2 separate regions of the Homo sapiens genome follow, and region 2 is linked to region 1. Evidence: read pairs that join two places in POLR2A ChIA-PET (ENCODE). Cell type or tissue: MCF 10A. All regions are shown on one strand. Each heading gives the region's core, and the rest is flanking DNA. Links, peaks and the distances in the headings are about the cores only. Region 1 overlaps MIR100HG (mir-100-let-7a-2-mir-125b-1 cluster host gene). Region 2 overlaps MIR100HG (mir-100-let-7a-2-mir-125b-1 cluster host gene).

Region 1 (8,342 bases), core at 243-8,242:
TAGGCACAAAGCTCCCTGGTTACTGCCCAGATAGACTGTTTCCACTCATCAAATTGAAGTGCATACTTAATTTAGGAAGGGCAGACCAGTGCAAAAGCTACTGATAGTGAACTGGAGGGCCCGGTTTCCATCCCTTACTCTGCCACACTCCAAAGTTCGATCTTCTGTAAGTCACTCTAAATTTATGGCCTTTAGATTTATTGCCTCTATTAAAAAGGGCATTGCAACAAGTGACTTAAACCTCCCCCTTTTTTATTCTCAAGGATTTGGGATTTTACATAGACAAAAGTGAACAATCTCATCAAAGTCTTGCAAAAAAAAAAAAAAAAAACAAGTCTGAAATGCTGATAAACTTCATTCCCCATTTTTTTTCCCAATTTCTATCATGAAAATACATTCTATCACTCCAGCGTAATTTTAATCAGAAGACTGAAAAGTTTTAGGTGATTATTAAATGAAATAGCTAATTGTTTGCCATGGAAAAATATCAAGGAATATAAAAAGGGGTAATAATTGTGACATTGACTACAATATTGCAACTTGGCACTATAGATCATGAGCTTTGCAACTGCAATACTGAATGTGAGCCCTGTATATGGCACTTCGGCAAGTTACTTAAACCTCAGTTTTCTTGCCTGTAAAATGGGGATAATAATACCTATTTTGCAAGGCTGTTGAAAGGCTTAAGTGAGTTAATATGTAAAATGCTTAACAGAACTCAATAAATACCAATTATTATTAGGTTAATGGAAAAATCATAGTTCTCCATATTGTCACCAATCACCCTTACTTACTTTAAAGGAAGGGAAATATGATAATAATTCTAAGTAATACCTGGGGTGAGAGACAGGAGGTGACTGTGCAGTCTTTTCCAGATATGTATAGAGAGCTGCTGAATGTCTGGGTTTAAGTCAACAAGATGTGTGTATTCATTTCCTCCTCCAATTACAACCACCTAAAGAACTCCATTTTCTCCTTCCTTTCCATTTATCTAAATCTTCCACATCACTCAAGGTTCATCTCATATTTTCCTGTTTTATAACTTTCTTCCCTAAGTAAGTCAGTTTTGCCAACTTGATGGCAAACTCCCCTGAACTCATCTTTTGCTTGGTTTTGTTTTTGATCTTATCCTCTACTGACTCTATCTGTTACTTATCTTTGCAAACATTTCTATAACTTTTTCTAACTAGATTTAAACTCTTTAGAAGCAGTGATTTTATCTGATAGAATCTAGCTTTCTTGATTAAAAAAAAATGATCGATTGGTTAGTGTCAAGTGGACCAATGTGGTACTATGATTATTTTACCCTTTGAATAGCCTCTGACTACTTTATTTTAAAAGTACTTTTATTCTGTAGGTCACTCTCAAGATCCAACCCTATGTGTGGCTAAAAATCATTCTCCTTGTAGGATTCATTTTGTTTCTTAAAATATTAACACATTTGTGCAATTTGGGATTTTGAAACAAGTGCATTAATAAGCATATCCATACTAGGAAAAAAATGAATGTCACATGAATTTAAGTACAAACAGAGGAATACACATGAGGAAGGGAAAGTTCTTGGCTCATGAAAATCTAGATGTCATTATTGAGTTTTTCTGTTTCTTGAAAAGATTGTCTCTTGTTCTGAGAGTTCTAGTGGCAGAAGCTGCACAATTTGGGGGTGTTTCTTAGCAGAGGAGGTGTCTTCAGGTGATCACTTTCTTTGTTTCAACTTCATAGTTGGCTTGAGAGTCCATCAATATAGCAGTCTCTTCAGTCTTTGTCCTTGCACTGGGGAGACATTCCTGAGGAGGGGTACTATAGGACCAGCTGAAAGGAACATCAACACAACTAAAAAAATAACAGAACATGTCACAGAAAGTTATCACATTGACTCTTTAATAATAATAAATAAATGTAATGATACTTTGGGGACCATGCTAAGTCTCACTAGAGATGAAATGCTGCATCACTAGAAAAATGCTGTTGTTTTACATTGTTCCCCTTGCTAAAGAATCAGTCAGCAATGGCATTGCCTGAGTGTGTGTGAGACACCACTCTAATGGCTCTGGGAGAAAATGCTGTGTAAGAAAAGCTTCAGGTTTATCCAACAGGGAACTTACTAAAATGGGACACATAGGGAAAGAACAAAAGAACACATGACATTGAGGACAGATTCAAATAAATCCAAGGAGTGAAAACAAAGTAAGATAGCTGTGGGTACATAACTGCTTAGGAATGCAGGGCTGAATGAAGTCACTAGAATTGTTAGGTGTTGTCAATTCCTTGTATTTGTCTTTGTATTCCCAGCGCATGGCACAGAACATGGTATGGAAAGAAAAAAAGAAAAAAAAAAGAAAGAGGGAAAGACGGAAAGATGGAAGGAAGGAATGAAGGAAGGAAGAAGGAAAAAGAAGAACGAAAAAGAAAGGAAGGAAAGAAAGAGAGAAAGAAAGAAAAGAAAGAAAAAGAGAGAGGAAGGGGGAAAGGAGAAAAACCGAGAAGGATGGAGGGAAGGAGAGAAATAAAGAAGAAGGTTTTCAAAGTGTAGAAGAGGTGGGGGGACAGATTATGCAGAAAGGAAAAGCATATCCTGGAGCATATTCAATGACTTAGAAGCCAGAGAAAGCAGGCTCACTTAATTCAAGAAGAGATTACACATTCTGAGTGGTTTTAGAAAATGGGGTAGGGCAATTTCCAGGTGGCTTTGAACACGTTAAGATTTAATTTGGGAAGTATGATGTGTTACTGTAACTATTGTAGGCTTCTGAGAGGAATATTAAGATGACTCAAATGAATCAAGTGGAAGGAAAAACGTGAAACTCAAAGGAGTTAATCCAATGGAAAAAAACGAACCATACTGCAAGAAATTAAATGAAGGCAGGCCTAAAGAATATAGTCTTAAAATAGAAAGGCAGGTGCTTGTCGGGGTTTCTTCTATGTTAATGTTAATTGAGAGAAATGGGCTTAGAACTCAGATCAAGAATTTGCTTCTCCCACTGTGTAGCTTTTTTCATTCTTCAGCTGTTCTTCTTTTCTGCTACTGCCCCTTCCTGAAAGTGAACTCCAGTCCTTACTGTTTTAGCATCAACGCAAAATATGTTAGTAAATACAGAACGTGGAGGTGGAATCAAATATAACTTTGAAGGACGACTGTTGGAACAAATGAGCTCCAGATCCACCGGTTCTGGAGTTGTTCCTATGCCTCCATACTTTAGAATACCTTCAAAAATTCTTAAAGCTGTAAAAGAATTTAGAGCCCAACTAATCCAACCCATGCATTTTAAAGATAAGGGTATTTGAGAAGAGTTGTTATTAATGTTTCTCTTTTTTTATAAAAGTTGTTATGAATAAAATATACTTCTCAGGTAGATGTTTCTTTAACTGAAGACCTTATCATCAGCCTCTTCATCATGCTTACACAATGAAGATGTCTAATAAGTCAGGCACACCAAAAGGGGTACACTATGACACATCACTGCTTTCTGCCCTAAACACTTTTGATACACCGAGGATGCTGGCTCCCTAGATGGCAGGTATAATATGTTTTTTAATCTGTAAAGTAACTAAGTGTTAAACGTTAATAGGTATTTTTCTGATTAAGCATGCAATAACTGATCTTGGATGAGTAATTAAATATACATCTTAAAGATTTTAGAATTTATTATTTTGTGAACATTGACAGGGATGATGGGGTGCTAAGCTTTTGATACTCATTTGTAAAACTCATTTTTTAATAAATTAAAATATTATGTATTAAGGAATAACATTTTGCACAATTTTTTATGGCTCATTTGGATATCTAATGATGGCAAATCCTTGAATACATGAGCAGGTGAAAAGTAAACCTTGTATTGCTTTGGTATTAGGTAGCTATACATCACGCAAAATGTCTCTTTCTAATAGGGACTCCATCATTAAAACAAATTTTGAGAAACAGATAGTATAAATATGTGAATGACCATATTCTAGGTGTCTACTATGAGTCAACTGTTCTACAAATCAGCTTTCTTTGGGCTCTATGCCTACTCAATTGCAATGAGTCATATCTTGTATCTCAATATAAGCCTCCCTTGGAATCCTTTTTGTCTCCCAAACACATAAGCATAAATCGAGACCCTTGTATTGCCTTGCCCGGGGTCCTTCTGTGACCTGATGGTAATGATTCTCCAAATTTGCATCAAGAGCCTCTTCACCTACTGAGCCAACTACCAGGCTGACCAGCCAACTCGCTGTTGCTCTGACTGGGCTATTCCTTAATAGGTAGATCTTCAGGGATCAGTTCCCTGGAAGGAGGCTCTCCAGTGGGGCCATCAGTAGACCTTGGACATCATGTCAAGACGTTAAAAGGGAAGTTGATGTTAGTGCACAAATAACCTAAGGCAGAGTTTCAGTATTCAACATGTGCCATGCAAAACAGTGAAAAACAATAAAAGAAATTGCTGATTATTGTTATTGTTTTGATTACTTTGGTTAAATTAAAATTATTATCTCTGCCTAAGGTCATTTCCCTGGCATTCTATTTTGTTATTCCAACAAAGGAACTAATATTCTCAATTACTTCAAGTTGTCTAAAGTCAGAAAAAGACTAAATCAATCAAGAGTAGCAAATATTTTACAAATTAAGCAAGTGTCCACAATGATAACCCTTTCAGAGATAATTAATTTCCAACATCTAGGTCGCACATATTTATTCTTGCATAAGAACACAGATCGTAGAGTCCTCGTATCCCTATATTAATTAACAAAGAATTTTTTTAAAATAAGCTTATTTTAAAAAGATTCTACTCAGGAACCATTTCAATGATGAGAAATGCACAAGAAAAGAAAAAAACTCAAGTAGGCAACATGTAAAGCAACAGACAACTATATGCACATTAGTATAATTACACATTGCAAATTATATCGGATGTATCTAATATCTAATTTTTTGAAAGCTGATTCCACTTGAGACTTCAATAACAGCATCAACATTTTGCAGGTGGCTCCTTCTGTATAGTATCCAAAGGGAATTATTCCTCTAATGTGCTTACAACCCTCAAGTAAAAGCTAAAGCTCTCTCTTAAAGGACCAATGAACAATGAACACTAGGAATATTACCTTGATAAAGGAAGGGGGGAGGGTTTCACCATACATAATATTCAGCACGGTTATTTATTCTCTTCCTTCTGTGCCCATGATATTTATTTGCTTCAAGCAATAAGAAACAAACTTAAACAGGAGACTCATTAGAAAATGTGAACGAGGCTACATCTATATTTTGAGGCAGCGATATAAGAAGCTAAGGGTTGATAATTTCTTAGATCACTCGATAATAGAGAAATGTTCAACAGAATGGCAGGTTATATCTTTGACTGAAAACAGAAAGCCCTACATTAAATTCAGCACTTCTAAAACATAGGATTAATTTGTCCTAAAGAGGACACCAGATCAAAGCTCTGCTTTGAGAAACAGGCTTTTGTCCTCATCTTTCTATATGAGTTAATCAATCATCAAATAACCAAAATAAATTTGTGATCTTGGAGAACGAAGCATATTATTCAAGGTGATTGGATCCATTTTCTTGATTCCTCCTTCAAGATCTTTCGGCTAATTAGTCAGGGTTACTATAGAATTATTTAATTATCTGCACTTTTGTGCAATAAAATATGTTGTCATATCACATACTTTATCATGCTGTTGCAGTTCACACTTAATGATGCCTCTATAGTTAGCTGTTTCCTTTGTTCTGCTCAGTAAGTGGTTTTAGAAAGAGGGTGGGCCGGGAAGGTGGAGCCCTGGGGTTTGTAAAATAAAATCATATATTCCTGGTCTACATGCCAAACTTTATGCATTTAAATGAATTTCTTCTTAGAAATTAAGTGGCAATTCCATTCGTAATAAGCTAAGAGGCACAGGTCGGTGACTTGGAATGCAACCGCAACAGTGTTACTATACCTTGAACATCTCTCTAGTGCATTTCCACTGCAGTGCAATGGTAAAACGACGATTTAATTTTTTTTTTTTTTTTCTAATCAGCAAGGAATGTCTTTAACAAGGAAGAAGTAAATTATGATAATTACTCTGAATGGTCGGATCCTTGAGCATTACTAATTAGCATTTATTGCCTGGATTATAGAACAATACATGTGAAACCGAACTGCGATTGCTCTTTTACGTTGAAGACTTGAAAAGGCAATGGAGCAAAAAGCCAGCATCATCGGTAGTGTAGTCAGTAGTTTACATCTCCTTGATAGGACGCAGAACCCCTCACTTTGGAAACACGCAAATATGGTCCTCAGTATTTATGGCCCATTCATTTTTTTTTTGTTAGTCACATATTTACATAAGATATCATAGTCATGGTAGACTAATGAGAGGAGAAGCATTTTGGTTATGTCATTTCGGGATAATTTTATCAGTTGTGAGAGTTTAACAATAAAGAACATAAAACTTGCTGTTTCATAAAAATATGAAATTTTCCTGGAGAAATTTTGACTTAATAAAGGAACAAAGAACTCAGTTTGTAGTGAATAAAATTTTACATTCACTTCCCCACTTTCTCATAGAAGATCTACAGTTGGGGATAACCGATAAGAGGCAATTGGTTTCTGGCTTAAGAGCCTTTTTCATTAGGAATTTTCGGTAAATTAAAGTCTGAAATTAGAAAAACATTAGACATTAATCAACAGACCAACACCAGTCACGTAAATAAATGGCATTCGTATAATTTGGCAGCTGAAATTCTTAAATAATCTGGCAGGTACAAGGAGAGAAAGAGGAAAAATGAACCGTTCATCATTCTCACTGCGGTCTCACCGTTTCCCTCCACACCCCATTACAGCGAATGAAGAGAAAGAACATCGTAAAATATAAAGCCGGTACTAAATACAGTCACTAGTCTTCCAATACCTTCCATGGATTCCCCACCCTGATCCTTTCTAGTTTGAAAGAATAACTTTGACTAAATCTGTGAGGAGATAAAACAGGCTGGTGATAAAAATTAATTCTGCTGAATGAGCAAATGCATTTGGATTGCAGAGATGCAAATAAGATAATACTTTTCTTTTCCTTTGACATACCAAGAGGATTACTTTAGAATGTTAAATTTGATTTTATTAGAATATATTAGCAGTGTTTTAATTAATACCAATCAAACATTTTCTTTCCCTGAGGCTTGATGTGTTCCTCGCTTTCTAAATCATCTGTCTTTTTTTCATCAAAAAGCCCCTCTACCAAATTACCAAAGCCTTTGTTACATTCTTTATAATTTTACTGTATTCAATGGAAAATTATGAGCTCTTTACCTAAAGGTGTCTTGCCTATAGTAATATATTCCCAGGTTCTAGATTTAAAATGAATACTGTTCATTAGTACACATATTTTTTAAAGGTAGAATTAGAGACTTGAAAAGAAATATCTTCTGTATTTTTCTTTTGGGGAAAAATGTTGCAAAAGGAATTTTGGCTGGTTCATATTATTTGGCTTTTATTCTCACTAGAGCTTCCTAGAGCTGTTAAATTCCAACTGCCTTGGTTTTGAGCTGGCATTTCTTTGGAAACAGAGGCAAAAAAGGAATTTTTAAAAAGGAGGTGGGGAGAGAAACTAGTTAAAAATACGGTGAGCCAGTGTGCCCTGTGAACTGAATTGTAACTGTGTGTTCCAAGGAGGTGCTGCATTGCATTTCACTCATTATCCTCTCCTTTTCTCTCAAGCTTCCTGTCCTTCTGTGTCCGAAAGCTCCAGTTCACTTCTTTCTCTTTTCTTCCCGCAACGCACCCCCGCCCCAGTTCCCCGCCTTATTTTTTTTTTTTTAATCTGCCAAGCTGGATTTGCACTTTTAAAGATCAGTATCAATAATGCCCTGCTTGTTTCGGTTGCACTCTCCCTTTAAAAGACAGCCCCCTCTAATTGATGCGTCTGGGCTAGTCTAGACTGGTAGTGATTGAACCAACCACCAATTATGTTATTCATTTCACTGAACTTCACTGATGGGCTCGGTGAGGAAGAAGGGGTGTTGAGAAACCTGCCCTTGACTGAAGCAGTTGCCTGCTGAAATATAAAATCTTGTGTCGTTATGCACTTTTAAATGCCTGGGTGATCAGTTGTATGATAGCAACCTCGGAACATGAGCAATCCACTTGAAAACATGTAAAAACCTGAGAGTGCCTTGAAATACAAATTAAAACACTTGTATTAAATTACTACCCTGTTATCACTGAAAATCACGGAAGAATTTTACCTGGCATGTTTTTATTGATCCATGTATACATTTTCATAGAGTAAACTGCAGATATATTTTAACTTCAAAAAGCACCAACTGTTTTACAAATGTTGGATATGAATAATGTGGTAATATAGATTCGTAAGTTAAATAGATG
Region 2 (8,342 bases), core at 32-8,031, 74 kb after region 1:
TTATATCATTTCTGGACATTCTTGCTAATAAAGAAGGAGTTCAGGTTGATTTTTATCTTGCATTAACCAGGTCTGGCACATTTTATTCACATAATCTTTAGGGCACAATCTAAGTTACTAGAGCAAGGTAGAAAAAAAACACAAAATAATTCCCATCCCCTTTTACCCATCACTGGAAGATACAAACCTGCTGATAGCTAAGCCTCTGTTAAAAGCAAAAAATCAAGAAAAAGAGAAAGTCTGGTGCAGCCAGCACCCTCAAATCCATTAATCCTAAGTCTAATTCTCTTTAGAATCTAAGTAAGACAATATATTTTACAACAAAAACCTCTCTCGGGCCAATGCAACATGACAAGACTGGCATGACTATTTCTTCTGGGAAGACTGGGAAACAAACTCTTGGTGATGAGTGAGGGCAAGCAAGGGCGAGAAGAAGCCATTGTAATGAGCTGTGGATGCTTTCCATCTTACCTTATTGACTTTGCCAGGCTCCCTCTCGCTACAAGGTTAGACAGCTATGGCCGAATAGGACATAAAAGTAGCAGACTTGCCCTTTATTTAGGACACTCAGCCACAAACAGAGGCACCAGAAGACCTTAGGCCCTAAGGAAGCTTTATCACTGTGAACGAGGTCTCACTATAAATTCAAAGGATCACTAATGGACTGCTGTTCCTACATGGAGGTGAAGCCTCAGTCTAAGGTCCAAGTAATTCAAATAAAAGTCCCTTTTCAGATACAGATGCCTAAAGGCACCACATTACAGACTCTCTCACTCCTATTGATCTAGATTTCTCTGCTGAACTCATATGGTAGGCCATGAAATCCACCTTCCCCAGAGACAAGGCAGTTGGGTATTGATTCCAACCTGCAGGGAAACCCACTCTATTTCCACATTTCCAAGATGAGGCAGAGGACGCTTTCTTCCCCTTAGCCCTCAGGAGCTACCATAATGGCCCACAGAGATGGAGACTTTCCAGCCATTGAACAGAGGTCATCGGTCCTTTTTATGAGCAAAATAGATAGGGCTCACAGGTCCTCATGAAGTTGGACCATCAACTAGTTCATCCCTCTGTCACCAGCGAGGAAGAAAAATGTGTTCTCCAGTCCCTCCCCACTTTCAGTACATTTGGTAAATGAACAGGAAGGGTCAGGGCCACCAGATGTTTTTCAGTGACCTGTGTGCATGCAGCCAGGGATTAAGATCAAGTTGCTGATGAGTTTTCCTGGTGGACCTGGAGTCCCCAGCAAAAGCAATGACCACAGGAGACAGGAGCCCCTACCTCTGAGGTAGGAATTTTCAAGGAGACTTAGAGGCTTGACCTCCAAAGGGGAAGCCTGGTTGGAGATTACAAATAAAGTACAATAAAAACTCTGTCTGGAACAGGTTTACATAGAATCCCCTGGGTAACAAAAAATTATGAGAAATTCCATCCAGGAGTTGAGCTGAGCATCAGAACCTTCATGTCTGCACATCTGTAAGTCCTATTAGTGCTTATAAGATCGACTTGCCCCTGGATAGATTTGGGAAATGCAGTTACCCTGAAGGGGCCATGACAATATGAGAGCTAACACATGGCTGCCTCAAACCTCTCCTCAGAGCTTCCTTTCGGGGGATATGAGCAAGTAGATTGTGAGCTCCAGGGTACCCCCATCCTAAATTATCACCCCCCCCATCCATGTGCAGAAGCGTAACTGCGTGTCTCCCCAGCAACTGCTTAGTCGATGCCAGTTTGCAGGTAGAGATGCTGGCATTTTACTGCTGAAACCCAGAGCTAGATTTTCTTCTTAGCAGTTCACAGCCCCTCTAGACCCATGGCAGACAAAGGCATCACCAAATCCTCACTAAGCTAACATAAAAGCCCTGAAAACAGAAACCCCTCTCTCTCTAACTGCCTTTCTTATAACATATGGCCAACTGGCCTCACTAACGCTAATACGACGAAATTCCTATTTAAACATCCTAGCGGAGGGCTCTAATATGGCACTGTCTCTACTGTGCATTTTCTTTCTTTTTTTTTTTTTTCTGTTAGATCTCTGCCTTTACTAGATTCCCACTTCCCTGCACACACATACCTCACAAATGGGCTGCGCCAGATGGACTCTTAATCATAGTAATCAGCTGGGAAATTAAATGTTAGAAAATCCAGCTAGTCTCCTGAATTTTCCCACTTGAGATTAGGGCCTGAGCTGTCACCATGTCCTATATGAGACCCAAGCTGCCTTTTAAAGAAGGACCAATGTGACAGATCCAGTATGGGCTTCATGCTTTATGGGTGTTTGTGTTTCTTTCCCGGAAAATGACTGCAGCTCAATTCAGTTTTGTTTCAGTTCTGACGGCTGCTATTAATACCTCCTATTTACAGAACACACACCTCAGAGGAGCTCAAAACATTTACAGAAATTAACCAAGCCTTGCAACATCCTGTCAAGTATGCAGGGGCTAGATCTTACTTTCTTCATTTCAGAAGAAGAAACTGAATTAAGAGGGCAATTTTTTTTTTTTTTTTTTTTTTTTTTTTTTACCATGCCACAAAGACAGGACCTCATTACCCCCTCATTTCTGGTGCTCTGCCAAATGAAGTAGGTGTTGTTGTTTTTTTTCATAGTGTACTCACCAGCTTGTTATGCTAGTATTTTTCAGACACACACAGGCACACATCATGATGTAAAATCCTGATGTGCAAATACGTCTTCTTTCTATAAATCTCCCCACAAGTGTTATCACAGGTTTCCTCTAGTAGGTGATCAGTGAGTATGATTGATTGGTTTGCAATAAACCTAACGTCTTTAGTTTTCTCCATCTTTTCCCAGAAGGCTCCTAGATGCTGCTCAAATGTTGCTTCCTCAAGTGACTCTGAGGTCCCATCAACGGCCAGGTTTTTGATGATTCTGTTGTACCCACCTCATCCAGCTCTCACCTCACTGGAACTATTAAAAGGCATCATAGTAAAAAGAAAGGAACTTTGTAGTCTTTGAGATAGACAGGACTCCATTTGAATCCAAGGTCTGCCATTGGGGGACAAGGTAATGAACTTTTCTCTATTTCCTTATCTATAAAATGATATAATAATATCTACTTCGGAATCCATCAGGATGCTATTTGTAAAAGGTGAAAATGTAAACGATTTACTATTCATCAATATGGGAATCATCAGATACATCACCAGTATTGATGAATATCAATGCTGAGGGATACTCTGTAGCCCTTATAAAGAAATACTAGACATATATAAAGCAAGAACTGACAAAGAAATACTTTTAAGACATATTAAATGTAAAGAACAAGTTGAAGAGAATATATGTGATTATACATATATATATATATATATATATATATATATGAAATATTCCCAAACTATGCGGTTATAATAGTATACAGGCTTACTGAAAGGCAGGGAATGAGATAGGTGAATGAGATAAACTGTATGACGTATGTATAAATAAAGTGCTCAAGAAATGGTAGTTACTTCTGTTACTATTATATGAGTTCCTTGGAGGTGTGACTGTGTTTTAATCTTTTATTTGTAGCTCCTGGCAAACCACAGAGGCTGACTGAGTAAAAGAAAATTACTCAATGAATGACTCAATCAGGAATTAATTGTTGAGTCAGTAAATACGAGCACTAATGTGAATTACAAAGACTCTTATGTATTGTTTGGAATGTTTTCGAATGTAGGGAGGCAACATAGTCCTTTGGGAAGAAACAGGACTAAGAGTCATAAGGCCTTGATTCTTGATTAGTGTTTCTTAAAGTGTGGTCTCAGGACCACCTGCAGCCAAATCACCCAGGAGGCTTATTAATTATTAAAGATTCGTGGGACCCACCCCTGATCTGAATCAGATTCTTTGAAATTGAGATCCTGGGATCTGTGTTGTAAACAATTTTTCTTTTTTTTCAGCTTTTTTGAGGCAAAATTGACATATAGAAATTGTACATATTTAAGGTGTACAACTTAATGTTTTGATATATGTATACATTGTGAAATGTATATATTTTGATTTATGTGTACATTGTGAAATGATCACCACAATGAAGCTAATTAACACATCCATTACTTCACATACTTCTTTCTCTTTCTCTCTCTTTCTTCCTTTCTTTCTCTTTTTTGTGGTGAAAACACTTAAGATTTACCTGCTTAGCAAATGAAAGAAGACACAGAAAAATGGAGACATGAATAGTTTCTTCAATAAATGATATTAGAAAAACTGCATATCCATATGCAGAAGAATGAAATTAGACCCTTGTCTCATATCATATACAAAAATCAACTCAAAACAAGTTAGAGACTTAAAAGTAAGATCTGAACCTGTAAAACTACTCGAAAAAAAAATAGGAAAAACTATCCTGACATTGGTTCTTGGCAATACTACTTTGGATATGACTTCAAAGACACAAGCAATAAAAGCAGAAATAGACAAGTAGGATCATATCAAATAAAAAGCTTCTGCACAGCAAAGGAAACAATCAACAGAGTGAAAAGGTAACCTACTGAATGGGAGAAAATATTTGTCCGTCATATTTCTGATGAGGCGTTAATCTCAGTCTATTTACAGATAAAAGTTTGAGAATTGCCGGTTTAGATCATGTTCTGACTTCCTGTTTGACTTTGGGCAAATCACTAACCTTTCCAGAATATAGTTTCTTCTCTACAATGTAGTGGATGGATCTTAAATGCACCTTGAAGTTGTAAAATTCTACACCCATGACTAATCCAATTCCCTGACTTTAGGTAGGTCTGTATATAAGCCATATAAAATGAACTATTCAAACCTGGTTTGAGCTGTCTTTGGTCCTTGGGCTATCATTTGGACACCTTTCAAATTCAGAAGCTGCTTCCTATTCACCCATGCTCCTTATAGTCTTTAATTATTAAAACCAACTAGTAAGGACATTATCTGAGCATTGGTTCTAAATGATTAAAACATACCATTTTAATTTCTAATACATTTGTATCATAATTATAATAAATATATTAACATAATAACTATAACAAATAATATAACAAATATATTCTCTCTCACACACACACAACACAACACACACACATAAGAAAGGTAGAATAATATAAAGGCTTTGGAACAGATATGAAAAACAATGTTAGGGAAAGATTACTGAAAAATGCCAATAAAATATCTCTCTTTGGCCTTGGGTATTTATGAAATAAGAAGAATGTGTCCAGCCATTTTTATGAAAATTAAAAGCCAAGAACACAGATGGCTGAGTTGAAGGGAGCTGTATAGCATATTTTAAGTGTAGAGGACAAAAAATGGCAAGTGATAGTAACACCCAATAAACCCCAAAGGTTTTAGAAGGCAAAATCCAAAACCAAATTAACTTTTCCTTTTGTCTTCAGATACAGAAGCGTTTCTTAGAGTCACCAAGAAAAGGCTCTACGTCTTAATAAGAATGTTCTGAAAGAGATTTCTACCTAAGAAAGGACTTTGGAGTCAATAAATCTGGATTTCAGTCCTCTCTACCTTATTTATTAGGGGTATGGTGTTGGATGCCTTCCTTAGCCACTTAGAGCCCCAATTTTCTTATCTGTAAAATTGGAATAACGATGAGATATATTTCACAAGGCTATTGGAACAATGCAAAGAAATAGCATGTGACAGTGCCTAGCCTTGTGCCCAAGATGGATTGAGATTTCAGTCAATATTGAAAAGAAAACACACTTCATTTAGCCATGGCATAGAAGGTAATTGCCCCTTGAGCCCTGCCTTGCCTTTGCCGGTGAGCCTGACAAAATAAAGTGGTGATTTAGGACTATTTAAAGGGCCATGCCCTTGAAAATCTCAAATTGTTTTAATTCTAGAGTTTCTATGTTATTCAACTGTGCTCCATATTCTTTTAGAAATTAAAAGCAAATCACAAACCTTATTATAAGTCCTTTTATCAAAAGCTGGAGTCTAAAGACTCAGAGACACATTGAAATGTATCTTATAAGGGAAGGCCAAAATTATTGATGCTAACACAGGGTAGTGATTTTGGGCTAATGAATTACTAGGGTCTAGAACCCTGTCTAACACACAGCAAGTACCAAATATGCACTAAATGAACACAAGATTGGATGCTTCTAGCTATTTTAAAAGTGGGAACAGACTTTAAAAAAAAGGTTAATAGAGTATGGATAGTAGAGACGGTGGGGCTAAACTCTAAAATTCACTGGAAATCTTAGGTCACGGTTAAACAAGACATCTGGAAATAAGCTAGTCTACCAATAACCTAGATTGCTGATGCTATTTAAACATTTGTCATAATTCTAGTAAACTCACCGCTATGGTTTGAATGTGTCCTCTCCAAAATTCAGGTGTTGCCAATATGGTAGTATTAAGAGGTAGGGCCTTTAAGAGGTGGTTAGACCATGAAGGGTCCTCTCTCATGAATGGGGTTAAGGCCCTTATAAAAGAGACTTCACGCATCATTCTGCCATGTGGGGACACAGAGGAGGCTGTACCCCTCTGGAGGATGTAGCCTTCACCAGACAACAGAACCCACCAGCACCTTGATCTTGGACCTCCCAGCCTCCAGAAATAGGAAAAATAAATTTCAATTTTTTACAAACTACCCAGTCTGTGGTATTCTGTCATAGCAGCACAAAGAGGCTAAGACACTCAGGTTCTGTCACCTCAACAATACCAAGCTTTTCCTTGAAAAAGTTTCTAAGGGAGAGAGTTAAAATTCCTTAAGTGACAGCCACCATCTTCAGAATTCTTTGGGCCTAAAAAATAGAGTACTAAGAGCCTTTAGATGTGGTTTCCGACTTTCTTACTGTCCCTCTCCTTCCATATTACTCTCTCACTCTCATGTCTCCCACTCATACTCACTCTCATTTTCACCTCTGAGTTAGACATCTTGGCCTGCACCTTCCTTAGACGCAGTCTCACACATTTCTTGTTCACTGCCATGTGCCCATCCCTGGCATACTTTCGGGCATACAGAAGTACACAAAAAATAGTTGTTAAATAAATTACATATTAGCTGAACAAGTCAGGGAGATTTCACATCAGGTAGAAAATCTCATTGTTTTATCTCTAAAAGTATCCCAAGTCATTTGTACTATACTCCACTGTTTCTTTTTGCTAGGCATATATTATGCATTTCATGTACTTATTTGTTCACTAGCCTATGGACTGTGAGAGCCTCATGAATGAGGAAAATATCTTCCTCCTCTGCATCCTCCCACAAAGAGCCACTTCAAGGCTCCACCCACAGTGGTTTGTGATTCACCAAGCATGGCTGACTGACTCAGAACCAACATGATACTTGCAGCCCACTCTGGACCTTCCATGGGAGAAGGGACCACATCTCACTCATCCTGGCACTTAGTCCAGTGCCTGACACACTAAAGACACCCAGTAAATATTGACTGAGGAAGAGAGAGAAGCAGTATGAGTGAATAATACTAAAAAAATCCAAATGTTTCAGCAAAGCCAAACATGAAGCAAAATAAACTAGTGTGCTTCTTCCATTCATTGTATCCTGCATTCATTCAACAAGTATCTACTGAATGACTAGTTTGTGCCAACCATTGTGCTTGGCACCAGTGACTTGCAGATGAATTATATATGAGTGAGAAAACAGGTCTGCATGGAATTTCCACTCTAGCGAGGAAGGTGGATGATACACAAATAATTGCATGTGTGCTAGCATTGTCCATGGGCAATGAGAAAGTACATCTCAGCCAGGTGCGGTGCCTCAAGGCTGTAATCTCAGCCCTTTGGGAGGCTGAACAGGTGGATCATGAGGTCAGCAGATCGAGACCATCCTGGCCAACATGGTGAAACCCCATCTCTACTAAAATATAAAAAATTAGCTGTGCGTGGGGGCCTACGCCTGTAGTCCCAGCTACTTGGGAGGCTGAGGCAGGGGAATCGCTTGAACCAGAAAGGTAGAGGTTGCAGTGAGCTGAGATAGTGCCATTGCACTCCAGCCTGGCAAAGAACAAGATCCCGTCTCAAATAAAAAAAAAAGAAAAGAGAAAGTACTTCTCTTGTAGAAGTGTTGAGGAAGCACAAAGGAGGCAGGTGAGCAGGGAGAGATGAGGAAAGGAGGAAAGAGGAGACTAAAAATTCTTCAACAAAATTCATCTGCCTCTGCAACAAGGAACTTCTTTTTTTTATTTTATTATTATTATACTTTAAGTTTTAGGGTACATGTGCATAATGTGCAGGTTAGTTACATATGTATACATGTGCCATGCTGGTGTGCTGCACGCATTAACTCGTCATTTCGCATTAGGTATATCTCCCAATGCTATCCCTCCCCTCTCCCCCCACCCCACAACAGCCCCCAGAGTGTGATGTTCCCCTTCCTGTGTCCACGTGTTCTCATTCTTCA

What was found. Peaks named below come from ENCODE experiments on the same cell type or tissue, not always from the same donor. Only the 100,000 strongest peaks of a DNase experiment are listed, where the experiment ranks them.
Region 2: POLR2A ChIA-PET joins it to region 1 with 22 read pairs; 8 of 35 experiments call an interaction of 5 or more read pairs at or near these places.

The regions. Positions count from the first base shown.
Region 1 is chr11:122,089,908-122,098,249 of GRCh38, forward strand. MIR100HG (mir-100-let-7a-2-mir-125b-1 cluster host gene) reads right to left here. Exons shown (of 5, transcript NR_137179.1): 5 at 1-1,833. Among named protein-coding and RNA genes, the nearest start is that of MIR125B1, 5.8 kb to the right of the region's middle. In MCF 10A, for the core only: no CTCF peak of the experiment used is centred there; DNase peaks (open chromatin) are centred at 4,014 and 7,934.
Region 2 is chr11:122,163,707-122,172,048 of GRCh38, forward strand. The region is part of intron 3 of MIR100HG (mir-100-let-7a-2-mir-125b-1 cluster host gene); the gene reads right to left. Among named protein-coding and RNA genes, the nearest start is that of MIR100, 16 kb to the left of the region's middle. In MCF 10A, for the core only: no CTCF peak of the experiment used is centred there; DNase peaks (open chromatin) are centred at 3,595 and 7,225.